Linked DNA regions of Homo sapiens: region 2 is linked to region 1. A link is a loop called in an ENCODE intact Hi-C map of the cell type or tissue named here. Cell type or tissue: ascending aorta. All regions are shown on one strand. Links, peaks and the distances in the headings refer to the core of each region. The heading gives the core; the rest is flanking DNA.

Region 1 (16,729 bases), core at 3,442-11,441:
CCTTCACTTCTTGGCTGATAGTCTACAGATTCCCAGTGCTTGTGAAAGGATTCGAGAGTTTTCTTCCTCCCTCCCATTCTTCTTTCCTTCATTACTTCATTTATTTATTTTTTCATATAGTCATATATAGATCTAGTTATTCATTCATTCATGGATTCATTTATTCATTAATTAATTTACTCAAATATTTCTATGATACTAATTTATAATCTGTATTCATTCATAAATGCATACACAGATTCAGTTTCTTAATCAACTCAGGTATTGTAAGGGATATGATGAGAGTTATCTCATCTTGGAGAAATCACTTAACTCCTCTAAGCATCATTGTCCAATTGAAGGAGGTAGACTTAGAGTACAAACCTAAGCCAGCTAGAACCAAACGCCTCATTCAACTCAATAATTCCTTGAGTTTAAGATATGTAAGACACAACACTGCCTTACAATATTTTCTAGTCTATTTCATATATTTTCCATCCCAACCTAGTGTGATTCATATGTTTTCCATCCCAACCTAGTATACACATGCATGTATATATGACTGAAATGCAAGCTTTATGAAAAAATCCTTAGGCTTGCCACAAACACACACACACACACACACACACACACACACACACACACACATATGCCCCATACTGAGGAGATTAACAAGTAAACAAATACATTCAGGATAATGTATGTATAATACATTCAGGATAATGTTTTTAAGACACTGTTTCTCTCTCTCTCTCTCTCTCTCTCTCTCTCTCTCTCCATATATATATATATATATATATATATATATATATATATATATTTATTTATTTATTTTGAGACAGTGTCTCACTTCATCACCCAGGCTGGAGTGCAGTAGTGTGATATCGGCTCACTGCAACCTCCAGTCACACCCTTCCCTCCACCTGCCCACCCATTCCCACCCCGGACCCCAAGCTCAAGTGATCTTCCCACCTCAGCCTCAGTCTCCTGAGTAACTGGGACCATGGGCACACACCACCATGTGGCCTGGCTATTTTTTTGTTTGTATTTTTAGCAGAGACAGGGTCTCGCCATGTTGTCCAGGCTGGTCTTGAACTCCTGGACTCAAGAGATCCACCTGTCTCAGCCTCCCAAAGGGCTGGGATTACAGGCATGAGCCACCACACTCAGCCTACATCCTATTTTCTTTTTTTAAATGTTGGCTCCAATCCAATAAGTTGACTTTACAACCTACTAATGGATTATGACCTGAAGTTAGAAAACTATGGTGTAGAAGATCTAGAGAGAGACCTTCGATTACAAGTACATATAACACAAGCTGGATACTTGGATACTGTTTTAGACTCTTCACTCATCTTCCACATCCAGCAGCCTTCTACATGTGTAAGCTCTGTCTCTTACATAGCCCTCCAGTCCATCCTCCAAGCTGCAGCCAGTGATCATTCTAAAATATGCCTCTGATGGAAAGTCTGTAATAGTCTTCACTTGTCTACACTATAAAAGAAAAAAACAATAAATGCATCTAATTCCTTAGTCTTGTCTGGCCTTGATTTCTCCTCCAGGGTCATTTCTCACTAATTCTGCTTTTGTATCTCATGTTGAATCAATGTTGAGTCATGCACAAGTCCTTGAATCTTTCATGTTCTTTCATATGTTGGGCCTTTGCTTTTGAAGATTTTTCTGCCTGGAATTCCCATTTCACCCAATACTGGGCTCATTCCAGGATCAGCTCAATCCTTTGTTTTTCTATGTAGCCTTTACTGACAGCCTCCTTAGCCATCATCCCCTTACTTTTCACATTATCCTGAATATATCTGTTTACTTGTTAATCTCCTCTGTATGGGGCCCATAAGGTCCAGAACTTTATTAATGGAAATTTCTCCATCCCCAGGACTCAGAACAGTGTTTCACATAGGTTAGGTGCTTAGAAAATATTTCTAAAGGTATATGTAGTGACCTGGATCAACAGGATTTGATGTGTCAATACCTGCAGCGGAATTGATTCACCATGCGGAAATCCAATGGCAGGGGGCTTAACTAATCAAGAGCCCTAGTCTGAGTACTCTGAATTTTAACCCTGCATCTGCACTGAGGACACACTTCCTACAGGCTGTTCCTAGCCAACGACTGGGCATAGCAGGGATACTAAGGCAAGCCCATTCTGGGAGATACAGGAATCCTCAGATGGCAGACTGTCTTGAGGATTCCCTTAGGCTGGGCAGCAGCCTGGGATGCTTCTGCACAGCCTTCCTTCCCACTCTCCTTCACACAGGGTCAGACTCCCCCCAACCTGATGGCTCCCACCCAGCCTTCACAGCAAACTCCCATCTTCTCTCACATAGGCCTTTCCCTTAATACAATCCTTTGATGTTTTATCCCATCTCAGCATCTGCTTCTCAGAGGATCCAAGCTAACACACTATCCTCAATGTACATATGAAGGAACCAAGGCTGAGAGAGGTCATGTGACTTGTGAACAATTGATAAGACTGAGGTTCAGTTGAGTGCTGGTAAATGTTTAACAACTTGGCTCTCTGTGGGAAGAGAGGAAAAGTGCCGATTCATAGCACTGGCTGATTTCCAACATATAAATACTTCCACCCTGGCCAATTTCACACTACCACTGTGATTTACCTGAACGTGGACTTGGGAAGATATGTGTGCAGTTGTCCTCAGGAGCCAGACAAGCTGGCTGTAGTGCACCTCTGTGAGGCTGCAAGCCTAGGCTTCTGTCTCTCTGGGTGGCACCCTTGACAGCCCTCCCCAGTTTTTCCCCACTGAGTGCTCTTCTCAGTTGGCGGGGTGGGGCGCCAACAGCCTATTCTGGGAAGTCTCTGTCCAGTCAGTGGGCTGGAAACCTTGTGGACATGCAGCTTCTCCCTGGGTTCAGGGGGTGGATAGGGGCTCTCATGTCCCTAAAAATGTAGGCTCTGCCAGATGGGGAATAGTCACAGGAGGCTTGTGACATCAAAATGGCCTTGGAGGACCCTTCTGGCTGTAGCATGGAAGATGGATTGAAGGAGTGAAGGCAGAAGACAGCAAGACCAGTAAGAGGTGGTTTAAATAAGAGACATAAAGTAGTGGTGTGGGAACTATTTCACGAAGAAGATGAAGGAAGGACGGTTGGCAGGCAGAAGGCAGGACAGATCATACTACTAGTTATTGAATAACTGCTAGTTATTGAAACTGTACTGCCTGCCAGGCTGTATGCTAGGCACTTTCTCATTTTACACCCCTCTCCCAAAATGTCAAGGTAAGAGTTATTATCTCTGCATCCCAGATATGAAAACCAAGCCTCAGAGAGACTGTGCCTTTAATAATAACCATAATGAAACAGGTAGCAAAAATAGTAGCTAACATTCACTGAGCCTCTACTGTATACATGAATATTATTATCACCTCACTGTAAAGATGCGATTAAACAGCTAACAAATGGTGGAGCTGAAACTATAATTCAGGTACTTAGTCTCTTGGTAAAGGCCTAAGTATTCTTCTCTAGATGTCATTAATAATTCAGATGAAGCCCCCAAATGTGGGATATACTCTCATTTCTCCTTCTCACCAGGATATTAGAAAATGTATAATGCAAAAAAAATTAAGAAATGATTCTGAGATCCATTTAGCAGGTAGAAAACCTTCCTATTGGGACAAGGATGCTTTGCATTTCAATTCAATACTGTACTAGTGGACTAGCCTATAGTGAGCTCATCACATGGAAAGAGTTTTGGATATTTTTTTAAATTTTTAAATTTTAATTTTTATCTTTTTTTAGGAGATGTTAAGTAGATGAAAGACCAAGAAAAGCGAGGGAGAAAATTCAATATATTTGAGAACAAAGGCAGCCATTAACCTGTCCATCTTCAGAACCTGAATCGGTAGCCAAATCTCAGCAGACAGAGCTACGTAATGCCAGATAAATCTTCTTGCTGAATGAGAGACCCATCCTACCAGCATAAACAACATTTGAACACTCTAGCCCCCAGCCTTACCAGCCAGCTCTCCATTCTCTACACACAGAGTCTTTGTTGGGACACTCCAGGCCAGTTATTTCACCATCCTGAGTCTGGTCCCTCTCTGAGGCCCAGGGACATATATTCAGTTCAGGTTTGAATTAAGGAAAGATACTACTACCTTGATGGGGGATCAGGACCACAGGACCAAATTGAACCAGGCAAGACTGAAGGGGCCAAGGGATAGAGGATCCCCCTCCCGAAGGAGCCAACTGGAAGGCAACAATTGGATGGCCTGTTAAAGAAGAAAGAAGCTTAGGACAGGGAGAATGCCACTTTCCAGTATTACAAAAATATCCTTTAGGCAAGGTGAGGCCTTTTTTTACTCTGACACTATTTTTTTTTAAACCAACCCTGAAAGAAAAATGATAGGGTCAAGGTTGGTCCAAGGAACAGTAGGTAGGGAAGCAGATGAGAGGTTCAGAGCTCTGGAGTGTGAGCAAGATATTCTTCTTCTAGGCACCTGAGTTACCTTCTTTCTAAATCAGGGCGAAATGTCCCTTTTCATGTTTCCTGAGTAGTCAGGGAAGCAACGAACCAAAGTCATTGGGAATTAGAACTAAGAATCAGACGGGCCTCGTTTGCATGCCAATGGTGTCACTGGCTAGCCGTGCAACCCATGGCAAGCCACTGCAAGTCTCAGAGCTTTGGTTTGCTTGTGTGTGAAAATGACAAATATAGTGCAGGCCTAACAGAAGCATGGTGAACATCTGATGATGCAATATGTGCAAAGTGCTTAACGTAGTTCCTGGCACAATATTAAGTACTTCATAAATGTTTGCTGTTATGATTATCAATCAAAACACAGCAGTAATAAATTAAGGCATGTTATTAGACCTTAGCTTTCCTACCAGTAAAGAACTAGACAATCTCAAGTGTTCCTTCCAGCTCTGCTGTTTATCTGAAAATTCACGACAGACACTCAGTGATACAGAAATGTGTGCTCCAGACCATGTGAACTGGAGAACAGAATTTGGTTCTCTTCAGCTTCAATTCACATTTGGGTTCATGTGTTTTGCTGCCTTCCTTCTTTTCTCTACGTATTGACACCTAGGAAAACTCAAGATGCCAGAGATCCCTGACACCTGGCTCATATGGTAGGCTGCGTGATGATGGAGCCGAGAGCTGAACCGCCCAAGGACAGAGGGCCTCAGCAGGAACTTTGGGAATCAGCATATTGATACCTAAGTGGAGACCTCTTTCCAGACCCAGAAACTGGAGCATGCAAGGCCTTGGGGAAATGACCAGCAAGTTCATAGCCCAAGGTTTCTCTGACTGGTTGGAGAGTCTAATGTATTCCGTCATGCCGTCTAATTCAGAGTCTCCTTGCTTTGACTGTCTGTCTCCTGCTTCTGTTGGCTCTTGCTCAAGATGTGAAAAGTCATTGGAGATGCTTATTACCATGGGGTGGAAAAGTCAGGGGGCTTTGAAGCAGATTACTCGGTTCGAATCTGGGCTCCCTAACTTTGTTGTCTTGAGCAGGTGGTTTCACGTTTCTAGCCTTGCTTTCTTTATCTGAAGCATGAAGCTGATAATTTCTACTTTCCAAAGTTGTTTTATGAGCTTTAACTGAGATAACTGATATACAGTGCCCAGCACAGTTCATATAGTGGGTTTACAATTAATGTTCATTCTGCCCCTTCTTTCCTTATCAATATAAGAATAACCAAATCCTATATATTTACTTAACCCTTTCTCTCTTATTGTATAAGTTTTAAATTTTATATCTCTATCACCTATTGTTCTACAGGTTTTAACATGAGGGCTTTTAGTCTCTTTTTTTTTTTGAGACAGAATCTCACTCGGTCGCCCCGGCTCCAGGCTGGAGTGCAGTGGCATCATCTCGGCTCACTGCAAGCTCCGCCTCCCAGGTTCATGCCTTTCTCCTGCCTCAGCCTCTCGAGTAGCTGGGACTACCGGCGCCCGCCACCATGCCCGGCTAATTTTTTTTGTATTTTTAGTACAGACGGGGTTTCACCGTGTTAGCCAGGATGGTCTTGATCTCCTGACCTCGTGATCCACCCGCCTTGGCCTCCCAAAGTGCTGGGATTACAGGCGTGAGCCACCGCGCCCGGCTGAGTCTGTTATTTCTATATCCCAGCACCCTGCATTGATCTGGGCCAGGATGGTTGCTTGAGAAAGTGTGCTCATCTGAATCTGTTTCACTCAAAATCCTGTGATTCCAAGTAAGTTTTATTTGTTTAGTTACATAATAAGCAACCTTTGCTGAATCCTGTACCATCCTGACCTGTCCTGTCTTTTCTGGCAGAACAAGCTCTGTTAGGATCACTCACATGTTCTCCTTTTATTTTTTAAAAAAGGTATATTTTTAAAAGGAAGAAGGAGATACATCCTGAGAGTTTTGGTAATTGTTTCTTTGCAACATTTGCTGCCTAGAGAAAGTCAGATATGAACAGTAAGACACTCACAGGTCAGGATTAAATGAGATGGGGAAGATTGGAGCTGATCTCCCTGGAGATGAAATGGAAGCTGCAAGGACTCAGATATGATTCGGTGCCACTGCCCCAGATGAGACTGAGGCACAATCCCTGGCCCCACGCTGGTGGTTTCCTCTCCCTGGGGCACCATCAGCTCCTACTGTAGCCATCAAGTCTATGTGGTTTCCCCAAGGGAGCCACCTGAAATCACCTTGTTCTTTGCTATCATGACCGAGGCAGAGAGGGGAAAGAGACCAAGCTGAGCACTCAATCTGGACTCCAGCCCTCCTTCCCTGGGTCTTCTCACTTTTCTTCTATTCTGTCTCTTTTTCCATCTTTCACAACCCTTTCTCTTTCCCTATTTCTGGCCTCTCCCTCTTTTCTCTTTTAGAAACATTTACTGAATTACAAGTGCTTTTGATCCATGTGGAGTTATGTCCATACGGTGAGTGTGAGTATTTGGTGTGTGCTGTGCTGTGGGTGCTACGTGAGTGGATGCCATCTAATGTGTCTGTGTCTGTTTGTGCTGGGTGGATCCATGTGGCACACGGTATGTATATCTTTACAGTATGCCTGTGGGAAGGTGGCTATGTTTACGCATCTGTGTGCCTGTGCTGTTTATCTATGATACGCCTCTTGAGGCATCTGTCATGTGTTGAGTACAAGCTGTGTGTTGTCTGTGCGTGGCATGCTATCCCCATGGTGTGTAACTTTGTATGTGTTGTGGATCTACTGTATGTGTCTGTGTGCTTCCCGTGTGTGTGTGACCGTGTCTCTTTGTTATCTGCCTTTCGTTGGCTGCACATAGCTTGAATGTCCCTGTTGGGTGATGTGCTCACATGCATGTTTATATGTGTTGGTATCTGTGTGTTGCCTTTGTTTTTGTTTAGCTGGCTGAGGTGACTGCATTGTGTATACCTGTATGGGATGGATTGCATTCATTTGTGAGTCTGCACCCTATATGATTTCTCTAAATCCCCTGGCTGCATGCTGTGTCTGTGTGGGGTATGTTGCATTTGTTGTTTGTAGGTACAACTGCATATTCTGTGTGTTCCCCTGTGTCTCTGCCTCTGTGAAATGTGTCTGTGTGTTTTCCCTGCCAGCTCCTCCTCCCCTTCGGGTGCCCCAGCCTCTCTCCCTGCCTTCTCCTCCCCAGGCTGTGACCACTCTCAGCTGACACCTCCGCTGCTCTGGCAACCCAAGAACAGCCTGGAGAAAGGTCAGCTGGCCGCCTTCCCCAGGGCCTGCCTGGATCCTTGGACCCCAGTGTTGCGTGGTGTGGGAGCGCCCTCTGTTGGCTGTATGGGCCATGAACACCACTGGAAACAGACTTCCTCTTTCCCTTGCTGCTCACCCCTGAGACTTCCAGCCTTCTTAATAAGGGACTTTAGGAGAGGAATGGGTAGGGTCGCCTATAATTTGCCGTTGAAAGCGAGATGTTTTGGAGAATGAAAGAGGGTGTGAATAAGTGCACTGAGATACTGAGTATTCGGCAGATGCGTCTTAAGCAGATGGTGAGGAAGGCTTCCCTGACCGCCTACTTGGGTCTCAGCCCCATGGGCATAAGCCAACAAAATGTGTGCTAGCCCTCACTGGTGAAAGGGTCAGCTATTCCCAATTTATGTTTGAGGAAGTCAGAATCTCAAATCTATGCTTACCCAATGACTTCACGCTTTCCCTTGGGAATAATTTCCCAAGACCCCAATTTCCCCTTTGCAGCAGGGACCCAAGGTGGAGACCCAAGGGTTCCAGTTCCAGAAAGAGGGAGGACTGAAATGTTTCTAGGGGATTTAACAGAAAGAGGTCAAAGGCACTCTTGTGAGAAGAAAGGGAATAGTTATAGAGGTACCCAGGACTTGTAATGCCCCAGGTGCGTGACTCTGACAGCCTCAAGAGGAAGAGAAAGGTGCTGTGTGCACACATGTGGGTACATGCGTGCACACATGTGGGTACATGCACACACACACACACACACACATATATACACACACACACATCAGGAGGCAGAACATCCAACAGCCTGCATGGCTAATATCGTGGGGTTTGAGAATATACACATTTACTATTTCCTGCGTTATAGAAGAAACACAACCAAAGGCACCATTTTATGCAAAAACATGAGTTTTCATTGCATTCCTTGTGCTGGTGATTAAAGAAGAGGCTCTGATAAGCAATGGCTATTCTTTAACTCAGGATGACAGCTCCAGGTGAACCAAAAGACCACTTGGCCCAATTGGTCGAAAGTGTGTTCTTCAGAACATTACCTCCCATGAGACATTAATAGTTATTTGAAGGTGTGGCCAAATAAATTTGAAAAATACAGGATTAAATAAAGTTAAACAGATTTTTTTTCTCATGGGATATCTCAGAGCCTTTAATATGATAATGTCTTATGAATTTCTAAGAAAGGAGGAGACTGTACTCAGCATTTCACAAAAGATATGAATAATGGATTTTTTTTCCAGAATGTTATGGGACAAAATTCTAAATTTACACATGGGCAAAGCAAGACCCCAAGTAGCATAATTCAGTTATTATTAAATAACTATTTACTACAAGAATCATGTTTTTTGTTTGTTTGCTTTTGCTTTTGTGTGTTTGTTTTAGTTAATCTCTTTGGATCTTGTACTAACCTACACAGGTAGGTACTATGTTATCATGTTAAATGACAGATGAGAAGAGAGACTCAGAGAAGTGAAGTGGTTTGTCCCAAGTTATGGCATTGGTCAGTGACAGCAACACTCAATACCAGGCACCTCTCTATAAACCATATACAACTTCCACTTTGCCAACTCCTGTGAGTATGATTTTATAGAAAGTATAAAATGTGGCAGTTGTCCCCAAAGCCATACGTTGTACTTAGAATTGTTTTTAAAATCATATAAAAAAGAGAAACATGGTATAAAAAATGTGGACAAGAAGTGGCATTGTACATCCAAGGTGAGAGGACTGAGTGAGACCTGGGAGAATCGGGGAAAACTTCCCAGGGGAAGTGAATTTTAGCTATGCTTTGAAGGATAGAGGAAGCTTAGTTAGATCAAAGGTCAGCAACTTTTAAATATGAAGTAGCTGGTAGTAAATATTTTCTGCCTTGTGAGCCACACAGTCTCTGTTGCAAGTGCTTGACATTGCCATGTAGTGTGAAAACAGCCATAGATAATATGTAAATAAAAGGACATGGCTGTGTTCCAATAAAACTTTATCTACAAAACAGACAGCCAGCCCATGGGTCCTAACTTGCCAAGCCTTAAGTAAGAAGGAAAAAGGTAGGAAATGTGGCCTTTTTTGGCTACAGGAATCACTTTTTAAAAGATAGTGAGCAGTATACTCAAAGGCCAGTGCCAGGCCCCAGACCTGCTCATAACTGTTCCCTTTCTGTCTCCCACTCCACCCAACCCCACTTCAATTGTGTTCTAAGCCCTGAGGGTGAGCTTATTGCAGCTATGCAAAGAGAAAGCTGCCTGCATTTGAGATAAGCTGAATAAACAGCTCACTGATCCCAGTGGAAGGTGCTTGTGAACATGTGCCTGGATTTAGTCTGTTGGGAAGGCAGAGAAAGACAACAAATCTAGTTTCCTCTTGAAAAAGAGATTGGCCTTTTCTCCTTTCAATAAGTCAAGGCCAATGGTAAAATGCTTGCCCGTTTCTACCGACTGTGTGTGGACCACCTCCCCCTTTGCAGGTAGCAAAGCCAACGTGCAGAAGTCCCAGTTTCATCAGATGTATCAGGGCAACATCTCTGCTATTTTATCTGTAGCACAGACCCCATGATGTTATTCCTTTGCACATTAAACTTCAGTAACCCTCCAACTGGTACGGGCTCAAAATCAAGTGCAGCAGCCTGGCATTCAATGAAAGACAATGTACAGCAGATTTCAAGTTAAGACTCTATCCTTACTCCCTTCAGCATCCATACCAACTAACCTACATTTGTCTTGGTGTCTCTTGTCCTTGTGCATGATTCACAAGCTACAACCTTCAGACTTTTGTACTTGCAATTAGAACACCCTTCTTTCTTCGTTTCATTCAAGTCCTACCTTGTCCTTCAAGGCTCTACTTTTAATTCCTTTTGCTTGGTGATGACACCTGTATTTACCTCTAAATTACCACAACCCAGATACTGCAGTATCACTTTTATTGGCTTACCTCTTTTTTTCATAGTAAAATTATGTTTTTAATAATTATAAAAATACAAACTTACTGATTAAAAAACTCAAGTGTTCTGGAATGTATAATTAAAAAAAAAAGAAAGAAAAATTCAGAAGGATGGTAAGGTCCAAAAAGATGAACAAAGGTAATATGGCACAGTCTTTCAGGGAATGCAACTGCTTTGGTGTGGATGAGTACAGGATCCCTACAGAGGAGTGATGAGAAGTGAGGCTGGGGAGATGGCAGGATCCAGACCACCTTAAATTCTCTAGCTTCCATTGAGTCTTAATTTATAGATCATTAGAGAAAAAGCACATCTTTACTAAGCATCTAGGTTGACACATAGTCAGCAATCAATGTATCTTTGTTATATTAATATAAGGTCTTGGGGTCCTAGGCTAAGAAAGCACCCCAAGTGGATTTCCTAACATTGTTCATATAGAAAAGGCACTGTCTGAGAGAGTCTGCAGTAGAAAGTTCAGGGGGTGCTGACTACTGCAGATAGTCCCAAAAGCAAGTTCCTTAATCATTTTCCCCTCAAAATATTGACTGTGTGCCTCTCCCTGTATATTGGACTGTACACTAAAGCTAGGCAGGAGAATGTGAACAGATTCATTGCATAGTGAGCTGATAAGGGAAATGAGAATACATGCTGGGGAGTTATCCAGCTAAAGGGCAACTCTCTGGCAATGTGCTAAAAGGAGAAAAGCTCAGGGCACTGGTGATGGGGAGAGGAAGAGGGAGGAGGAAGCTCATGAGTGGCCCTTTGTCCCAACACTGACCTTCCCAACCTGGGAAGCATTTTACAAAGTAGCAGAATTATAAGTTTCAATGAACCCAAAAGGTTATTGAGCGCCCCACCCCTCTATTTGCATTTGGGTGCCATTTGGCCTCACTTTGAACTCTCCCTTTTACAGGGAATTCATCCTATATCCAGGAGGCCGGTGTGGAGCAGTGGCCAGATGCAGCTGTGGACAATGAAAAGAGGAAGGAGGACTGATCAGTCCCCTAAGAAGCAGTTACTAATATGTCAGGCACTGACTAGGCATACGACCTGGTGTTTCACATATCTCTCATGACAACCTTGTGAATGGGGATTAATATCCCTATTATACATGCAAGAAAACTGGGGCTCAGGGATATTGAGTTATTTGACCTAATTACAAATCTGGTAAGCAGTAGCTGGAATTCAAACTCAGGATGTTCTACCACCCAAGCCCATAGTATTTTAGCCAAAACAAAGAGCTTCCCATCAAACCAAGAAAAGGCAAGATGATTTAGGTGGCCCCCATGGGAGGCCAGGGTAGGAGGGGATGATCCTACAGGCTGGCACTGCCACAGGGAGAGCATGAGAGGATGCTAGGCCGGGACAGGAATGCAGGAAGTGCTTCAGGACAGGATTACAGCACACTAGCAAGAACGGCCCTGCTGGCTCATGTGTTGTTGGTACTCTGTGTGCCTGTGCCTGTGCCTGCCCCACAATGAACGTTTCGGGCATTCTCCCCTTCTTACCCCCTTCCCAAATCTCAAATAAAAGAGGGAAAGAGTACAGCTCAGGGTGTACAGAAGTGTTCTGGCTTGATCCCATAATCACACAAAGCAAGCCCCACCTTGGATCTTTTACCATCTCTCCTTTGAAAACCATCAGAAAGCTCATCCCACCCTTACCTTGCTTATAAAGCACTTTTATCCTTTCAACAATCATCATCTCTTCCCTGGGCCAGGCACTAGGAATACCAAAAACAACACCAACAATAACAGTAAACATTTATAGGGTTCTTCCTGTGTGCCAGGAGCTCTGCTAAGGACTTTATGTGCATTTTCTTACTTAATCCTAACAACAACCTTGTGAATAGATGCTGTGGTTATTTCCATTTTACAGATGAGGAAACTGAGGCTCAGACTAATTCATCCAAAGTCACGCACAGTTGGTGATGGGGCTAGGATCTGAAATCAGAATCCAAGTGCAGAACTACAGTGACTTTCAAAGAACTAACTCAGAGGCCAGTAAAATGGGAAGACACAAGAATACATGTTATAGGCCAGGCACGGTGGCTCATGCCTGTAACCTCAGCATTTTGGGTAGTCAAGGTGACTGAATTGCTTGAGCTCAAGAGTTGCAGACCAGCCTGGGAAACATGGAAAAACCCCATCTCTATAAAACAAAATACAAAAATTAGCTGGGTGTGGTGGCTTGTGCCTGTTGTCCCAGCTATGCTGGGGGGCTGAGGCAGGATCACTTGAGCCCGGGGGAGGTCAAGGCTGCAGTGAGCTGAGATCATGCCACCACACTCCAGCATGGGCAACAGAATGAAACTGTGTCTCAAAAAAAAAAGAAAAAGAAAAAGAAAAAAGAATGTATGTTATGATCCAGTGTGATGAGCACTGGGTCTATGAAAACAGTGTCTGAGTTGAGTTGAAGAGAACAAAAAAAGGGAGAACTAATCCTGTGAAAAGTACTTAGTTTATGCCAAGTGCTGAACAAGTGATGTTAGTTATCTCATCTAATTTTTCCTTTGACCCTGTGGAGAAGGGATTGATGGTCCCTATTTTACAGATGAGCAACTTGAAGCTAGAAGGGATAGAATCATTGATTTAAATTATCAATCCAATAATTAGGGGGCTTGTAGGTGAATCTCTTCTGATAATCTCAGGTTGAGGTAGAAGGGCATTTCAGCAGAGGGATTTAAACTTGCAGTGACCAGAGATAAGGGTGGGCAGGGCAGAGCCAGGGGATGGGAGAGGAGATCATTGGGGGATGCAAGAAGGGGTAAGATTTTGGAGAATGTTATAAACCACACTAAGAAACGGGAACCTTACTCTGAAGGCAAAAGATAATTATGAAGGGCTTTAGGATCCTTTCTCTGACTACAGAGTGGAAAGTGAACCAGAGAGGTAATAGGGGAAGAATGAATGGAGACAGGGAGACTAGTTAAGAAAACATTTACAATAACCCAGAAGAGCAATGATGAGGACAGGGGCTCAGGCTAAGGGGCAGTGAGCCCAGAGACGACAGGACAAGTGTCAGAGATACTGTGTTGAATTCCATTTGATTGACTGAAAAATTGAGTCTCAGGAAACTAAGTCCCCATCATTGTTAAAACTAGGACCCAAACTCTGTTTTTCTGATTCTGAGGATCCTTTCTGGAACTACTCACGTCCTTTTTTCTAGAATTCTCTCTCTCACTCACTCCTGTAACAATGTGAATATCTACCACGGGCTACACCTCCTGACAAATGTTCTAAGAACATTTTTAATTCTTATAATAATCACTAGATATTATGAGAATTATAATCCTCATTTTGAAATTATGAAATCAGAATTCCAGAAATGCAAAAAAAAAATGTGTCTACAACCATGTAAATAGGAAGTAGCAGAGTCAGGATTTGAACCCAGGCCGTCTGGCTCCAACGTGTGTGTGTGTGTGTGTGTGTGTGTGTGTGTGTGTGTGTGTGTGTGTTTCTACTGTACAGTACCAATCCCTGAAACAACACCATTGTTTTTCCCCCAAACTCTACCTGTCCGACTCCACTTTATTTTAAAAAGCTGCGTTTTTCAAATGGAAAAAAAAAATACCAACTGAGGAAACCTAATATGTAATACATTCTTGGATAAAGTTATTATTGTCCACAGAATTACAGAAGGCTCTGAGCAGCAGAAAAACAGCCTGGAAATTTCATGCTTTAAAAACTTCCAAATATTTTTGTATTATTATTTACTTATTTTCTTAGGAAGTAAATTCCGCACTTAGAGGAAGAGGGGTGGGCAAGAAGTGTCCACATTCACAGGTATTTGTTCTCAAGAAGTGAGGCACCTGTGATTCTCAAAATAGTAGAGTCGAAAGGAAAAAAAAAAGGTAAGGCACCTGGAAAAACCACAGCCTCCAAGTATTGATTTGCTACTGTGGGATGACTACACCCACTAACTCATTTAGGTGTCTCAACATTTGTAGGAGGGTGGTACTTATATCTCTATTTTACAAATGGGGCAATCAATGCCTGGAAAGGTGAAGTGACTTGCCCAGTGTCATCCAGATGAAAATGCAGGAAGATACGATCCAAACACAGGATCTGTCTGGAAGATGTGATTCAAACACTGGATCTGTCTGTCATAAAGTGTTTTCTGTTTCTGCTGCAATCTACCACAACCTCCTTGATGGTTAGCCTAGCTCATATCTTGCTTTCTCATGACCGATGTTATGAGAAGGTAACGGATACAACCATTATCAGGGTATAATGTGAGAAGCAGAGCAAACACCACCCCTCCGAAGCCTACAACATTTTCTCTTACCATCTTGCTGTCAGAAATTCCACTGTGAGAAAGTCATCTTTATGAAAGAGTGAAAGGAACATTATACTTAGTGTCTGGCCCTAAGGGCTAACCCTTGCTCCAGCCAGGCGCAATGGTACATGCCTGTAGACCCAGCGGCTTGAGAGGCTGAGGTGGGAGAATCACTTAAGCCCAGGAATTTGAGACCAGACTGGGCAATATAGTGAGACCCCATCTCAAAGTAAATAAATAAATACATAAAATAAAATAACCCCGGCTCTGCTGTGCCATAGGTGTGGGACTATGGGCAAACAATTCCCCCTCACTGGCCCTAAGTCACACCTAAGTCACATTATCTTTTTTTTTGAAGAGTCTTGCTCTGTCACCCAGGCTGGAGTGCAGTGGCGCGATCTCTGCTCACTGCAACCTCCGCCTCCTGGATTCAAGCAATTCTCCTGCCTCGGCCTCCTGAGTAGCTGGGATTACAGGCACGTGCCACCACGCCCGGCTAACTTTTGTATTTTTAGTAGAGACGGGATTTCACCATGTTGATCAGGTTGGTCTCAAACTCCTGACTTCGTGATCCACCCACCTTGGCCTCCCAAAGTGCTGGGATTACAGGCGTGAGCCCCCGCACCCGGCCAGTCACATTATCTTTAAAGTAAGAAAGTTAGAAGATAACTAGAGGCCCTTCGTTGTTTCACATTTTGGGACATTAGCAGCTCAGAGGAAATACACTGGATTAGTTCTCAGAGCAAAGGTGAACATATACAGAGCAGAAGAGGCAGAGGTATGGGGCAGGGGAGAGGAAACAGGAAGACTTGAAATAAGGAGTAGGTCTCTAATAGAGGGGCAAGAGGTAGCCCAAGGTGACAGCTCTGCCCCCTTGTCCACAACCTTGCTGACAAGATTCATCCCACATCAAGGACCCATGGCCCTGGGAGAACATTGATCAGGGGTTATTAGAATCTGGGGTGAGAAAAGGGGAGCAGAAGACAGCCAGCAAAAAATCTTCCAGTTACTCTGAATACCCTGTGACACCAGGCTGTGTTCTAAACCTGTGCTTTGCTGCAGGGCTGCTAAGCTGGTGGCAAGGGATGGCCAGCCATAATTGCAGAACCAGCCTAGTCTTCCCGCTCTCTTTTTCTGGCTGCCATTTTCACATGAAAACCATAAAAGATCCCAGAAGTGGGAGGTGCACTTAATGGGTTTTTTTGGCACCAAGAAATTAATCTTTTTTAAACCAAAGGGATTTTTTTTTCTTTCCTAAAGATCTTTGGCAAACAGAAGCTAAATTGCTTCCAGACCTCATGAAAGGTATTTTGTGCAAACGAGGTGTGATTTACACTTCCTTTAATTAGTCTGAACCCTGGAAAAAGAGAGAAATAATAGAAAACAAGAGCTATGTAGAAAACAAGTCCAAACAGCCCTAAAATAACAGTTTTGTGAAAGCATCAGTTGAGGGTGTTAGAAGGAGACCAACAACAAAAAAAATCCTTCTAATTCTGGGAGTGGAGCAATTACAAGTGAATTGAAGTTTTGTTGGACTCTTTTCCCTGGGGATGGGGGTGGGGAGAAAGTTTGGCAGAAATGAGCCTTAGTGTTCTCAGAGTGAGTTTCAAGTTCTGGTTGACCTTCCTGCCGTTAAGCTTCAGTCTTTTCTGAGGGCATTTGGGGTCTAGGAAGCCAGAGAGTCAGGGAAACAAAAAGACAGTGCTGCTTGCTATCATGGATATTTTGCCATCAAGCTTGTCTCAGCTGGATGGCAACATGGCATTTTGGAAGGGGAGTGGCCTCTGGAATCACAGACCTGGGTTCAAATTTTGGCTCTGCCATTTACCACCACCATGACCTGGAAACTTACATCTCCAATCAGTTGACCAC
Region 2 (16,729 bases), core at 5,886-13,885, 880 kb before region 1:
GGTTGAATTCAGGTGATTGATTTTTCATTATAAGTCATATTTTTCTCTTTCATTGTGTGCCTGGTAATTTTTGAGTGGATGCTAAGCATTGTAAATATTACCTTGTTGAGAGCTGGATATATTTATATACTTATATTATTAAACTTTGTTTTATAATGAAGTTAAACTAGTTGTGAATACTTTCATGTCTTGCTTTTAAGATTTATTAGTTGAGACCAGAACAATGTTCAATCTAGAGCTAATTACTCCTCATTACTGTGGCACAGCCTTTCTGTGTTTTCCACCCATTGCCTTATGAATTAGGGGTTTTCTAGTCTGGTTGATGAGAAAATACATTTTTCTTGACCCTGAGTGAGTACTGAATGCTGTTTCTTCTAATTCTTTTGGTTGTTTTCCTCCACTTTACACTACTTTTCTTACATGCAAGAATTGTTCAGTAGACAACTGAATACTGGAGAGGGATCCTCTGGATATCTGTGAATTTCTGTGTGCTGCTCTTTATTTCCTGGTATGCTGTCCCATGAATTCTAAAGGCCTTGTCCTCCCTGGACTTACCATTCTATTTTCTAAACTCAAAAAGTTCCTTGGGACTTTGTCTATATTTATTCTCTTTGTGTTATGGTCTGGAAAACCTCTCAATACAATAACAGAAGGCAATTGTAAGGCTTATTTCATATTTGTGTCATATTCCAGGGATCACTGTTCTTTTTGCCTAATGTTCAGTATCTTAAAATGTGTTGCTTCAAGTATTTTGTCTGTTTTTTGTTTGTGTGAGTGTGTGTTATTGTTTTAGATGGAAAGGTAAGTTGTTTGTGTTAGTCTATCTTGGTGGAAGCAGAACTTATATAGACACCAGGAGGAGGAAACCAAATAGAATAAAAATGTTTAGAGACCCCATTTATCTGGATTTTATTTCTGTTTTTTCCATTTAGTAAACTTGTAAAACTTGTTCTTTATTAAAGACATCAGTTGTTCAACTAAAGATAGTTTCACGTCATTATTGTGAGGATTAAATAAAATAATGTAATAAGCCAGCAGAGGATACAATAAAGACCTATCCCTGTTCTCTTTGTGGCAGACTGCACAATTGATATGGTGAGCTTATGTCAACTAATCACATCCCTTTCCATCAGTGATTCTGCTTAGTGACAACTCCATAAACAGTTCTTGTGGAATTAGTTCTTTGCATTTAAAAGAAAGAATTTGAATTTATTTCTACTAGGTGTTTTTCTGTTACAAACAATTTATCTCTGCTCCACTTTCTTCCTATTTATCTGCATACTGAGTCTGAGAGCTATCCATGTCCTCTATATCTTTCAAACAATTGTCATTTACAAATTGGCTAAGCATACCTTCCATTTAATGAATAACCCCCCATCTTGAAGTGCTATTTTGTGATGAACACTTACAGAAATTAATCCCTGTATAAGTTATTAACACCAGTTTTCTTCACATATTTTGATATATGGAATATTGAATGTATTTGTATTTTCCAAAAACTATAAATCCAGAAAAATGAGACTACTCAGTATGTGTCAAGGGCATGATCAATGTATGACTTCACATCCAGAAAATATAGCCAACTAATTTCATCACATGTGACATCAGACCCAATATAGAAGAATCTTTTGACATCGAGTAATTTGAAGAATGACTTGCATTTTATGACTCAACATGATTTCTAGATGGGATTAATATCAGAGTAATATTGCAAGGGTCTCCAGTTTCCAGCCTGAGTGGTCAGATAAAATGAGACAAGAAGAACCTTCAAAAAAGAGTCAATACAGGGCCTAGCATTGATCATCCACATAGTTGTTTGGAGGTTCCAACACTAAGTTAAAACATTAGTTGCTGAAGAAAGGCTTCCCATTATAGTGGGAAGTGTTACATAAAATAAGTAACTGATATTTTATAGGTACTTACAGGAAATGAACAAGGTTATGAAAAGGAGTAAATTTTACAAATGAGAAAATAATAATGTTAATAATAATGGATTCTATTATAATTATTATAATATCTAGAATTTATACAGACTTTAAACTTTTTATTCAAGCCTAATGCATACACAGAAGAGAGTATCAAGAGAATTTTTATGTGTTACAAATGTCCTCCATATCTATCTGAATTTTTGTTATGAACTTTAACTTTGGTAATATCATTCCTAATTTAAGGTTACAAATACTAAGGCCAAGAGAGTTTAAGCAACTTTTAAAGTAGGTGATATTGTTATTAAGCATATGACTTAAAACTTGATTATGAGTGTTAGATGGTTCCAAAGCCAGTGTTCTTTACTAAAGTTGTATTCCTGTAGTCCCTGTTTTCTGAAATGTACATATGCTATCAAATTTAATTATCAAAGAAACTCTGTGCAGTAGATAGTATTCTCTGCAATTTACAAATAATGAACCCAAGGTTTACTGTGTTTCAGTAATGTTCTGAACATATCTACTATCTATCAGAATGAAGATTCAAATCCAGATCTTTTTTATTCTCTTTCAGCACACTTTGTTATTTCTCTCCATACCCAACCTGCCTAAATGCCTGTCTGAACACATGTAGCCAATATTTAATGAATAAAGTCTCTATCTGAGACACAGACAGGAGTAGTAAAACAGGTAAAAAGAGGGTTCTTAGTAGAAAGAAGCTAGAGACAAGAGAGCTCTTTGTGTGTTTGGATGTAGTTGCATAGTAGAAACATCTGTGGCAATTTTTTTGAACTACTGATTAATAACCTTATCTCAGACTAATTAAATCATCATTTGTATGAGGGTGAGGGGTGGAGAAGCATTTTTTTTTCTCCAGATGATCTTAAGGTGCAGTCAGGATTGAGAATACTGAATTAGAGATTAAGGGGAGGCCAGTGAACAGAGTAAAAGTGAAACGAGAAAATCGTCAGGGTTCTGATCTCATCAAGACTTGCAATCCATATTAGTGAGTTAGACTTTACCTGGAGGGCAACTGGAACCCTGTGGAGTCATAAGCAGAAGAGCAAAGAGTCCCACTCACATTTGAAACTGCCATATAGAAAATCCATTGATCAGCAAATAGTAGCATCATTAAGAAGTCAGCTGCAAGGATGATGGTAGTACGCATACATACACACACTAATATATATGTTGCAATTGGAGATAAAAGTAAGGAGAAAGATTTGAGAATTCTGAAAAGTTAGATCATAAAGACTTAGGAAGTGATTCATTATAAAAGGTGTGGCAAAAAGGGGAGTTGAAAATAATCCCCATATTTTTGTCTTGTTTTTGTCATTCACCGAAATAAGGTAACATGAATAATAGAACAGAATTTGTGTAGAAATTTGTTCAGTTTTAAGCATTTTCAGTTAGATATGTATATAGAAATAAAATTTTCAGTGAGATATGCAGATAGAAATGTCAAGGGGGCAAAAGAAGTACACAAGTTTATAGTTCAGGCGGGGAGAGATCTGGCCTGGGTCTATGAATCAAAAGTTCTCTACAAATGGGTGGTGATTGAAACCATGCATTTTCTGTTGTTGTTATGGTGGTGGTGGTGACGGTGGTGGTGGTGACGGTGGTGGTGACTGGTTACTTGTTTTTTTTGTTTTATTTCTGTTTTTGTTTATTGAGACACGGTCTTGCTCTCTTGCACAGGCTGGAGTGAGGTTGCAATCCCAGCTCACTGTAGCCTCAAACTCCTGGACTCAAAAGATCATCTTGCTTTAGCCTCCTAAGTAGCTGGGACTACAGGTACACAGTACACCTAGCTAATTTTTATTTTTATTTTTTTCTTGTAGAGACAGGGTCTTGCTATGTTGCTTAGGCTGGTCTCAGACTCCTGGCCTCAAGCGATCCTTGCACCTCAGCTTCCCAAAGTGCTGAGACAACAGGCATGAGGCACCACACATGACTAGTTGGTTGGTTTTAAATTTTGATGTTGTTTGGCTTCCTTTACTTCTTCTGTTATTTGCTTGCTTGGCTGTTATTGTTGAATAAGACAAGAGAGTAAATAGGTTTTATAAAATGTAGCTACCTGTAAGGTATTGCTTTTTTGTCACTTTTTTCTTGTTTTGTTTTATTTGTAGAAAGAAGAACAAATCAAACATGTATAGGTTTTACTAGGTTTTGAAATCATCATGCACATTATCCAGACAAAATGATAAATGGTAAAAAACAAATTTTTGGAGGTGGCAGGAAAAATGCCTAGGTCATGAATATATACATTCAGCCTGGTCATGGTGTAGGGAAGGATAAATTTCAAAAGCAAGCATTTGTTCTCCTGGCAAAGGTTGCCAGGTAGAACAGTTTATTCTATTTTTGGACATAAAATTATTGTTTGCTTTCCACATTATGGATATCATTAGATATTTTGCAAGAGAATACTATAAACTGGTTTCTATGCCTGTGACCTTGGGTTTACCAGACAACCAATTCTGTTGAAATTTTCCAAAGTGCTCTAAAGAAGTGCATGAACAATATTTGAGTAGTTCTGATGATGTGGGTAATTAGAGAACACTACTTTGATAAAAATTTAGCAAAGTGGAAGTAAAACATGTTGAATATTTTGAAGAGATCTTAATCACATCAGATAATCTCATTTTACATATGGAAAGATGTAGTCTTAATAAAGGGAAGTAACTTGCCTGAGGGTGTAAAGTTGAAATTAAATCAGGATTTGTCTGGATCCAATGTTCTCCATTACAAAATTCATGAATTGGGAAGAGCAGGTTCAAACTCCTGGTATGAATTGAGGTAAAGAGTATATAAATGGGAGTTAATTAGCCTCAACTGGGCCACATAATGGGAGAGAGTACAATAAGTCATTGCTCCTTTAGTTAAACTACATATGATACCACTCCTACTGACAAAACCTTTTCCCCTCGTTATAGAATTGTGAAGAAAGGAAGACATCATACACAATTACATTAGTGTTTGATTATGTTGAATGTAAGTTTGGAAAGGGAAAAATTAGATTAAACCAGTAAGTAAGGCTTAGTCACCAATTGGGTGAAACAAAAAAAGATAAAGGGTGGCCTGGCTGTCCATTTTATATTGAAACATTGGATGTATTAAATCAGTGGACCTCTTGAATTTCCTGAGAGAGGAAATAGTGGTAAAGGGGGGAATATAGCCCTTCAGATGGAAAGAAAATATATGATTCCAGCTCATTTGTTTAGTCTTTCTGCAACTCAGATAAAGCAAAAAGCTCATTAATTTACAATTGGTGATAATTTGTACAGAGCCTATTCTGAAGTTTACCTTTGCTTTATCTAGCTAAAAGGATTTGGAAAGCAAATTAACAGTGTAAACAGGATGGCAGGCAGCAATATTTAACCTCTTTAAGCGAGCAAACTTTTCCTCAATACATTTAAAACACAATTTATACATAGAGAGATGACATGCTAGTTACAGATTATTCTTATCTATTTATTATAGCAGGTCCCTATGGTGATTTCTACCTATGGGACTTAGCTTAGTTTGACCCAATGTATGTGCTCCTGAGAGAAGTCAGTTTCATTTATTTTGTAATCATCAAACTTTTAAAATATTGATACTAACTTGGACAGGCCATGAGTGCCATAATTAGTTCCATTTAATAACCTGTGACTTTATTTTTATCAAGAAAGAAACACAATGTTTTTAGTAGACTATGAAGTAGAATAAAGAGTGGATATGGAAACAAGAGATCTTGGGTTTAAGCCCCTGTTCTTCTGTTTCTTACTTATGTTACCTTTTACATAGTTGAGGTCAGGTGAGAATTATTATCCTAAGACCATTTCTGGTAAGAATCAAGATAGCTCTGCTGTGGGATTCCCAGGGATGATATAAAGATTAACTGTGCTAAGTGAAAGTGCATTGTGCACTATGAAACAGTATCAGAATATAAAGTAATTCTATTATTAATTTTAGTATTATTAAAAATTAAAAACTTAAGCAAAGAGGCTATTTTTTCATAAGCCAACTATTTTTTCTCATATATACCACTGTTTGACCCTTTCTTGATAATACATTGTCCTAGCTGAAATTGTTAGGAGATTTCATTTCATGCCGGTAAACACAGCCTCCAGTTTGTGGCACTGCTACTGTGGATTCCTCAATTTCTGTTGTATGTACTATTCATCTATGTATCCAAACTACTTCACACATAGTAGGCACTCAGTACAGGATTGATAGACCTATAACTGAACAAATGAGAAAGATGAGGACTTATATAAAAACAGATGGAGTTAAAAATTTTTATTGGACACAAGATCATGGTACTAGCAACTCCCCCATCTGAAAAGAAGCTGTCATAGTCATGGTCCCTGCTACACAGGAAGCTGTCATTTCCACCAGCTGAATGATTTATAACAATTTATTGAAATTGGGATGGGCACCAGATCCAAGGACAGATACATCCATAGATTAGCTAGGCAGCAAGGCTGTGTCATGAATCTCATCTTCCTTGACCACAGAAGGAAAGGCAAGAAGTAACCACTCAATCCAAAGCCAGGTCAATCAGACACCCTTACCACAAACATTCTATTTCATCTTGTCCTTGATAACACAATCTGATGTTTGTACAAGAATCAATTGTTTAGGAAAGTTGACTCTATTCCCCTGATCACATTTAAAACATGATTAGTCTAAGTCAAACATAGTAGTCTCATTCCCCTTGTCAGCATTTGGCTTAGTCATAGCATGTGTCATAATTCCGGTTAATGAAATGTGAGGTTGATGTGGGAAAGTCTCCGGGTGAACTTCTGGAAAAGGTTTCTTCATTCTTAAAAAGAAAACTTAGTAAGAGCAGTGCCTTCTTACACACGATGTTGCTATGTCTGGCTAAGATGGCTTAGATAGGATACAGTAATGATCATGAGGAGGAGTTAGCCCTAGAACAAAGCCACCACGCTGAGCATAGCAGATCAGATTCACGTATAGAACCTAGATCCTTGGGTCATCAATGGGATTTGCAGGGATGATATAAAGATTAACTGGCCCAGAAAGGCCCTATTTCAGGACTTTATGTTATTAGATAACAGACTTTCCTTATTGTTTAAGCCAATTGAATCAGGGTTTTCTGTTATTTGTAACTAACAACACAGTAACAAATACAGCAAATTTAGACACAGACCAACTACCTATGTTGCTGTCACATGCAGACATGCAGAAGGATAATCTAACTTTTAATTCTTTTTTCTTTTTCAGAAATTAGAATTTGAAACAACGGAAAGAGAGAAATTTTAGGTTAGTAGCTAAATCCCCAAGGATACTAATTAGAGAAAGATGTTGGAATTGCCTTAATGAGTCACTGCCAACGCAAGTCCTAAGGAAGCAAAGACTGTGAGTAAGCAAAGGTAGCCAGCTGCTGGGAAGAGGACAATAGAGGAAAAGGTCAGAGGGACTTTAAAAGACTGACTGTGGGCTCCCTGAGGGAAGGAGGGATGGAGAGAGTATCGGGTCCTATAGAATACCTTAATTGTTTTTATGACTTCTCTTTTCCATATCCAGTTCACATGTACTCCTTTCTGTGCATTAAATTGAGTTTCTATTGGCTTCTTTGTAACAAAAAGAACTGAACAGAAACACATATCTATTGGACAAAGAGCAATAAAATGATATAATAACTGTATCTGAGGGTTTTTTCATTTTAAAGAATAAAACAAAACAAAAATCAAACAAAAAAAACCATCTATCTGATGTTGCTCCACTCCCAACAGCATCACTAACCGGTATGTACCCAGCTTCAGCTAAATATCCCTAAAACACCTCTTACTTTCCAAGGCAAAGTCTCCCACTGTTGAGTCGTGTTGACTGATAAAAAGTTCCCTCTGGGGTAAAAAAATGAAATTAGTTTTACCTATCCTGGGGTCACCTCCAAATACATATGCCTGTAATGTATTTCAATTAGAATACATTACACACTCCCTGTCACCTTCACTAGGAGAAAATCAGCAAAGTCAACCAGCATTTTTAGTTGTCACAACTAAAAGGTACTCCTAGCATCTGGTAGGCGGAGGCCAGGGATGCTGCTAAACATCCTACAATGGACAGGACAGCCTCTCACAACAAAGAATTTCCAGCCCAAAATGTCAACTTTGCCAAAGTAGAAAAGCCCTGTACTAAAGGAGACCTTCCATATAATAGACGGAACCCCCTCTTAGAAGAGAGGCCTTAGAAATGCTATGGTTTTGGAGCTTTTCTATTGAGCCCCTCATATTTTCCATCAACAGCAAGGCCCAGGTATTAATTATATGGTCTTATTCTGTGACCTGGTTTGTCATTCCTGAAATAGCTAAAAGTAAAACAGATGTCATTTCAATATCAAGAAGCAGTGGAACAGAAAGTGCCAAGGAGCAGGTGTATCAGATACTCAGAGGTGGTAAAGTCATGGCTGTCCATGCTTTGGAGCTAGGGCATCTACAATGCAAAGGAAGATTTTAAATGTGAATTTTGTGTTCTGGTCTATGAGTAGATGATTCACGACACTAGTTTGAAAATGCCTGAGTAATAACTTGACTTTGTTTCTGCACTGGACATCTGTTGTTTTTGTTCACTGGCATCACTTCCCTTTTCTTTTTTTCTTTCTTTTTTTTTTTCTTTTTTTTTTTTTTTTTTTTTTTTGAGACACAGTCTTGCTCTGTCCCCCAGGCTGGAGTGCAATGGCATGATCTCGGCTCACTGCAACCTCCACCTCCCAGGTTCTAGCGATTCTCCTGCCTCAGCCTCCTGAGTAGCTGGGAATGCATGCGCATGCCACCACGTCTGGCCAATTTTATTTTAACTAGAGACAGGGTTTCATCATGTTGGCCAAGCTGGTCTCGAACTCCCGACCTCAGGTGATTCCTCTGCCTCAGCCTCCCAAAGTGCTGGGATTACAGGCATGAGCCACCATTCCCGGCTCCCTTCCCTTTTCTTATGGGAACAGCATTGAATTTTCCTTTGAGAAAATACCTCTCCCTATAGGGGTAGTTCCTACAAAGTTTCGATGGAATTATGTCAGAGGCTCTTATACTTTCACACCATGGCTTGGCAAGTATCTCAATCTAGGCCAATCAGTCTTTGTTTCCTTAGGATATACATCTTGAGTGAAGTAATGCGTGAATGGGAAACATTTAAAGCTGATTCATGTGAATTGGGATAGTTCCTGAACAGAATGCCTACGGTTCTTTCTATCTAGATTCTCAATTGTCTCTTGCCTGTGACTCAATTGTTCAATGACCTCTCAATTCTGTAAGTTGTTTGTACTTACTTTCATTGTTTCTTCTCCTCAGGTAAATTCAGACTCTTTTTGGTTTCTTACACTAAAAAATTATCAACTTTTACAACCATAGAATTAGGCACTGGAAAGGGAGACTACATTTGGGTTCTCATTGTGTCCCTGCTCTTAATTGGTTATTATGGTGGGAGGAAATCACTTTTCCTCTTCTGGCCTATCTCCCCATCCATGAAAGAAGAGTGATGGACCAGGTCATTCTTAAAGGCCCTTCTAGTTCCAAGGTCATAAATTTCTAGTAAATACCAGACCTTCTTTAACTAGAAAAGGTAAATTAAACTTTCAACACAACCAGGAGGTGGTGCTCCAGTACCATGATGACACATCACTAACGGTGTCCAAGCAGTATTGCCCCTGTTGGGGCTAAGGGATTCCAAGAATCCTACAAGGTCTTTCCACACTGTCTGGTTGATTGAGCAAATTTTCTTCTATTGTGAAACACATTTTTATGTGTGGCTAATGTGGGAAGTCTTTGCAGGACCTCTATAGAGATGGATAAGCCTTCTTCCTCAAATGATTTCCTGTTGGTCAGTGTGGGAATATTATTCCTCGATATTTGGTAAGTCACAGTGATGTTGCGTGGAGATAAGTGGTGATATTGTGCATGTGGGAAGATAACTAGAGTGAGATGAGCAGCTACAAACATCAGGGGCTTTGCATTCTGGCACCAACAGTGCCATGTATTTGATGTGTAACTTTGGGAAATAATCCTGGATTTTGTTTCAGTCACTTCCTTTAAAAAAGATTACATTGCATGAAATCAGTGGTTCCCAAATTTATATTTTCCCAATGATAAACAGTGGAAAAATATTTTATTAAATAAAGTCATACATGAAATTCTCATATAAAGTACTTCTCAAAACTCTTTATAAGGGACAGAAACTCAATTCAAACAAGCTTAAAAGTAAAATAGGAAATTTATTACCTAAAATAACCAGGAAATCTAAGTGGAAGAACCATGTCAGACATGGCTGGGTGAGGAATTGAAAGCTGTCATCAGAGATCCACATCTCCATTTCCTATGTACCTATATCTACTTGGCTTTCTTCTCAGTGCGCTCTCAATGTGTGGCAGCAACATGGTTCTAGGAGAAGAGAAAGAAATAAAAAAGCTGTCTTCCTCATCTCTGCTTTCTTCCTTGGTAGGTTATCCCTCAGGTGCCTCCATAGAACATCTAAGTCATAAGGAACAGAACCTGAAAACTATGGGACAAGAAGATCTATAACATTTCTTGCAGCTCTGAGGAACTAGATCTCTAAGTTGTGAAAAAGGTGACACAGTTCTGTCTCCATTCTTTGTCAGGTTAATGCATTTTCCCATCTCTATAGAGGTCCAGCAAAGACTTCCCACATTAGTCACACACAAAGATATGTTTCACAATAGAAGAAGAAATTATCTACAGATAAATGGGAAAATGCAAGTTTGGGGAAATGCATTAAACTTGTATTTTCCTCATTATCTGTGGGCTAGCTATTTATTTAGAAAACAAAATGACAATTTGTCATCTTTGCTTGACTATTTCCTCATTCTCCAAAATATCTGTAACCTCATTTACATCATACAATCTCTTTGTACATGGTAGGAAACCCAAAGATAAGTTTCTCTACTATTCCAATGACACAATTGAGGAGCAGATAATCAAATAATCCAGTTACCAAAAGATAAGTATAAAATATTGTATCTACAAGAGCCCAGTGAAATCACCTTGCCCAACTCAATCATTTTTCACTTAAACAGATAGATCCAAAGGGGGAACTTTTGTTCTCAATACCATGTAATAATTTAGTCCCCAAGCAGGAATTGGAAGCCAAGATTGCTGCTTCCAAACTCCTTATTTCATCTAATTGTTGTTTCAGTGTAACTAGCAATGTCTTTCTCAATAACACAATTCTGATCATATCACTTTTTCCATCAATTATTTCTATGATTTTCCATTTTTAGTAAATGGTATGAACAACTTAGCATGACAATCAAGACCTTTTTTGATGCAGGCTCTAGCCTACTTGCCCAGCCTCATCCCTACCACTCCTTGCTCTTCCCATCATGTTTCAGCACAACTGACTCTTCTTGGCATCCCTTATATGTTTTGCTAGTTTTAGCTTCTAATCTTTGCTCAAAAAATCCCTATGTCTAGAATACTACCCCTTTCCCTCTTTTGTCTCATGATTTCTCCTTCTCTAAGATTCATTTCATGGGTTACTCTTTTCGAAGAATCCTGTGATACATCCTCTTCCCCCAAAGTGGTTTTCCCATGGGATCTCATGATTATTCCTATGGTTACTCTTACTAAATTAAGTGGAATTGTCATTTTATGGATCTAGCATTTTGCATGTCACTTTGGATAAACAAATTATGTTAATATTCGACTTGAAAGATAAGTTGAGGAACGAAAATGCTTTTCCAGGGCCTCTAAAAATACACTAGAGCAGGCATCACTCACTAATGGTTCTCTTTATTCAAAAGCCTGAACAAAGTTCCAGAATTCTCTACTCCATGATGCAATCACTACCTTTTGATTGAAGTTTGTAAATAAATGGAAACCCTATTTACCATTCCTATCTGTATCTAAAACAAAAAGTGAAGTATATTTCTTCTAAGGTGTCATATTTATTTGATCCTGAGGTCACTGGAGAAAACCTTGAGGTTACAACTTTGTTCAATAGCAAAGAGGACTGAAATCTGATAGTGACATCTGCCAATGCACAGGAGGTGAGAATATGGCATACATTATGTCAATATGTTGACTCCTCTGCACTGCAATGGTTCTCAATCTTTTAATCCCAGTTCTACATTTGGGGGATCACATTTACATCTTGGCAGACTCCAAACATAGTGACAGTGCACTATTGGCCATTTTTACTCAGGTAAAGAGGGTGCAAATTACATGCAATCCTCAGTTCTAAGTATAACGACACTTATTTCTCTTACTCTGAAGAAAGTGAACTCAGGTCTAGGTCACGGCTGCAACCCAAACCTTCCACTTATCCGTGTCTCTCGCTATTGAGTATCTAGTAATTTATATTCATCTTCAAGTATTTATGGTACTCAAGGATAAAGGAAGCACCTTATTCATCTTTGCATCCAAATTTCCTCTTTATATGAGATAAGCTCAAAGTATTTCACATGTTCCTATCCTTAGACTAGCACCTTCAAAAGTCATCTCAGTTTATCTTTATTAGAATCCTATAAAGCAATTCTGATTATTTACTCCTGGTAAAATAATGTAGGGATAAGATAAAATAACTGATTTACCCAAAATCAGTTTATAAATTTCAGAGTTTGGAACCAAGTCATCCTAAATATAAAATGCATTTATTTTATTTCAATGAAACATGCTTAATAAATATTTGCCAGATGACCAAATGGATAAATGAAGGGATGTCCAGGCTATAAGAGCTGTTTGAAATATTTTCCACTTCTGGCATAATATGTGTTCCCAATTTATTTGACTGGCCAGCTTTTACTTTTTTGCCCTACATTTGCACTCTTTGCAGAGAGATATCAGAGTAGAATCCTGCTTGAAAGTTTACCTATATCTTTTCTAAAGCCTCCCTTCATACAAAAACTACCACATCAAATACAAATGCTGAAAAAAGAGATATTAAGTTAAAATAAACTTATTGTAGCCATCCCTCGAAGGCTATCTAAAAATACTCATTGTAAAATATTTGTGTGTGTGTGTGTGTGTGTGTGTGTGTGTGTGTGTGTGTGTGTGTGTGTATGTATTTTCCTGGAAGAAGGAATTACAATGTTCTCACTCTTTAAGATTCTGACCCCTGCAAAAATATTTCTTGATTAGCCACACAAAGGGGATAACATATTTTGTTTCTGAAAAATAAAATAATTGAATAAATTCTGAGTAATTTTTTAAGCTTGATACATTACATCTTCTAGAGACGCTCTTTATATGGTTACATCGAGCTCTTAAGAAATCCTTATACTGGCCGGGCGCGGTGGCTCATGCCTGTAATCCCAGCACTTTGGGAGGCCGAGGGGGGCAGATCACCTGAGGTCAGGAGTTCGAGACCAGCCTGACCAACATGGAAAATCCCCGTCTCTACTAAAAATACAAAATTAGCCGAGCGTGGTGGTGCTTGCCTGTAATCCCAGCTACTCGAGAGGCTGAGGCAGGAGAATAGCTTGAACCCAGTAGGCGGAGGTTGTGGTGAGCCAAGATCGTGCCATTGCACTCCAGCCTGGGCAACTGAGTGAAATTCTGAAAAAGAGAGAGAGAGAAGGAAAGAAGGAAGGAAGGAAGAGAGAAAGAAATTCTTACACTTCTTTTCCCCTTTGTCATTAAGTTTTCATCACCTGATGCACATAGAATCTCCTTGTTTCTCTGATACATTCTCACTCACCCACTGTCTTCACTGCTATGGCTTCCTGTACAATGACTGACACAGGCATTTATCATATTCCCAGTGTACAATTTTTAATAGAAATGAATGATTGTCACTATGTGGTTATTTTCATTAAGAGATTTTGATGGCCAAATTTCCCAGGTCTGCATTTAACTGGGTCCACACAAGCTAGTAAGTGCCCAAAGCAAACTTGAAAATGAAAGATTTCATTGTCATGAAAGATTCTTAAAGATACGAGAATTTTTTTTTACCATAAAATCAGAGAATGTCAAAAATAATGATCCTTCAAACACTGGGATTGCAATTTGCAGAACGGATTTTGAAGGACAAGAGTGGAAGCTGGCAGCTAGTGAAGTTACTGCTGATCTACTTTAATCAGAGGAGAAATGATAGCGCTTGGGATTAGAATGGTGGCCGTGGGATGGAAATAGCTCCATGGAATTAGTAGATACGTAGAAAGTAGAATACACAAGATTTTGTGTTCAACTGTAAGACAGTCTACAGGAGGCAGAGGAATCAAGGATGATTTCCAGGTTTTATTTCTACTTTTATCCTAAGTCTGTAATTTTTTTTTTTAACCTAGAAAGTTAAGTTTGTACAAACTTATTACTACAATGATTCTTTGTCAGAAATCAAAAATAATCCTAGATTATTACCACTGGCTGGGAAGGGTAGGAGGAAGTAGAAGATGAAGAGAGGTTGGTTAATGTGTACAAAAGTACAGTTAGAGAGAAGGAATATGTTCTAGCATTTCATAGCACAGTAGGGTAACAGTAGTTATTTATTATATATTTCAAAGTAGCTAGGAGAGAAGATTTGGAATATTCTCAACACAAAGAAATGGTAAATATTTGAGGTGATGGATGGCATAACTATCCTGATTGATAATTACGCATTGTATACATGTACCAAAATATCACATGTATCCCCATAAATCTATACAATTGTTATGCATCAATAAAAACAATCCTAGAGATTCTTGCCTCTGCATAAATGCTTTTGTAACCTATTTCCCCACAGAGCATGCAAATTCCTTAACTTCAATTCCTTAACACTTCATGTATCTTCTCTTTATTTGCCTCTTTCACTACTGGGAATCTGATAGATGGTTACTATTATACTTAAGGACAGAATATAAGGAGGGAATGGATTTGATGTCTCACTCTGAGCTTGCAAAAATGGAAAAAGCAATTAACTTAATTCAGCCAAGATTTAATGGCACCCTGTACTTAGTTGGCCTATCAGTGAAATAGAAGATATGGATAAGCAAATACATTTTGAACAATCTTGCTTCTATGTTTTTGTTTCAGCTACAGTCCTCATTTATCCTATTGAAATTAATGTTCTCAATTTCTAGAAACGGTTTTATATCAGAGCACATAGTCACTTCTCTCTTTGATATCTCTTTTGACTCCAATAATTATTATTACACAAAATTCTTAATCTGAGTTTAATCTTGCATGTCTACATCACTTCTATTAAGATTTATAAGAAATTCAAATTGAACTTCCAAATCAGTATTTAATATATACTCTATTTTTTCCATAATTGAAATTCATAATTAATTCTGTAAATGCAGGTTAATATTCCTATACTTACTTCTGTTTCCCTTAGTGCCTAGCACAGAGCTATACATGTGTTTCATACTTATTTCATGAAGTTCACTCAGCCCTTATAAAATGCCTGCAATGTGCCATATTTTATGAAGAAAAATTTCTTATAATTTTATGAGAAAAATCTTCTCACTGTTTTACAGATACAAAAACTTTAAAAATCCAAAAATACTAGGTATTTTTCTAAAGAGCTAAACAGATCGAAAATGTCAACATGATAATGGTAATGGTGGTGACAATAATAATAAAAGACCTCATTCAATAAAGGCCACCAACAGAACAACGTAAAATCATCTATTTTGCTATTTATAACATATGTAGAAATAAAACTCTGAACACGATAGCACACAGGATGAAAGAATAATATAAAAATGCTATGTTATAAAGTACTTACACTATATATAAAGTGGTATAATATTAGTTAATGGTTGAATAACCACTAAAATGTAAAACGCATTATAACCAATAAAACATAAGTATATGTATCATGGAATAATAAAAATAGTCAATTAACCTAAAAGAAATGGGGAGAGAAGAACACATGAGACAAATAGAAAACAATTTGCAGAGTAGTAGATTTACCAAATTTTAATTGCATAAAATTTAAAGGGTCTAAATGTACCAAATAAAAGGCATAGATTTTCAGATTGGATAAAATGTAAACCATACTTATATATTGTCTATAAGAAATTCATTTCAACATAAAGACAGAGAGTTTAGAAGTAAACGGAAAAAGAAGATATGCCAAGGAAAATCGTACCAAAAGAATGATAGAGTAGCTATATTAATATTAAACAAAACAGATTCAGAATAACGATATTACTAAAGACAAAGAGAGACATTCCATAATGATAAGAGGTTAATCAACAGGGCATAATAATCTTGAATATGAATGCATCAAGTATTGAAACTTCAAAGTGCATAAAGCAAAAAACATTAGTAATAGAAAAGGAAAGAAAAATGTACAAATCTAGTTGGAGGTTTCAACACTCCCTTCTCAGGAACTGATAAAACAAGCTAACAAACATAAAAATCAATAAGGATAGAGAAAATCTGAACAAAATCATAAACCAACCTGACCTGATAAAAATTTATAGAATACTTCACCCCAAAGAATAGAACACACCTTCTTTTCAAACAGCATTCACTATTATAGGCCATATTCTAGTACATAAAACAAATTGCAATAAATTTAAAATGACTGAAATCATGCTCAATGCATTCTCAAAATGAGCTACTATTATAAAAAGTCAACTATTATAAAAAGTCAACTATAGACCAACATTCTTCATGAACACAAGTGCAAGAATGTTTTTCAAACAAATTGAATCCAGCAACATCTAAAACATTTAGTACATTATGACCAAATGGGTTTAGTCAGTAATGTAAAATTAATTTAACAATTGGGAAACAATGCAATCCATCCTATTATTAGACTATAAAATAAAAAATATATAATCCTCTCAATAGATGCAGAAAAAAACTTTTGATGAGATCCAATACATACTCTTAAGTAATTTTTAGGAAAAG

What was found. A loop is a pair of places that touch in the nucleus more often than their neighbours do. Peaks named below come from ENCODE experiments on the same cell type or tissue, not always from the same donor. Only the 100,000 strongest peaks of a DNase experiment are listed, where the experiment ranks them.
Region 2: it touches region 1 in a loop (5-fold over the local background); 9 of 110 quality-filtered maps call a loop at or near these places.

Annotation. Positions count from the first base shown.
Region 1 is chr9:116,564,632-116,581,360 of GRCh38, forward strand. The region is part of intron 19 of ASTN2 (astrotactin 2); the gene reads right to left. It overlaps LOC107987014 (a long non-coding RNA gene), which reads left to right and starts at 2,995. Exons shown (of 3, transcript NR_171890.1): 1 at 2,995-3,231; 2 at 3,751-4,297; 3 at 5,043-5,299. In ascending aorta, for the core only: a CTCF peak has its summit at 7,725 (motif pointing left); a DNase peak (open chromatin) is centred at 7,670.
Region 2 is chr9:115,684,612-115,701,340 of GRCh38, forward strand. No RefSeq gene overlaps it. Among named protein-coding and RNA genes, the nearest start is that of LINC00474, 230 kb to the right of the region's middle. RefSeq lists an enhancer at 6,326-7,525. In ascending aorta, for the core only: a CTCF peak has its summit at 9,528 (motif pointing right); DNase peaks (open chromatin) are centred at 6,800 and 9,551; H3K27ac peaks cover 1,360 bases.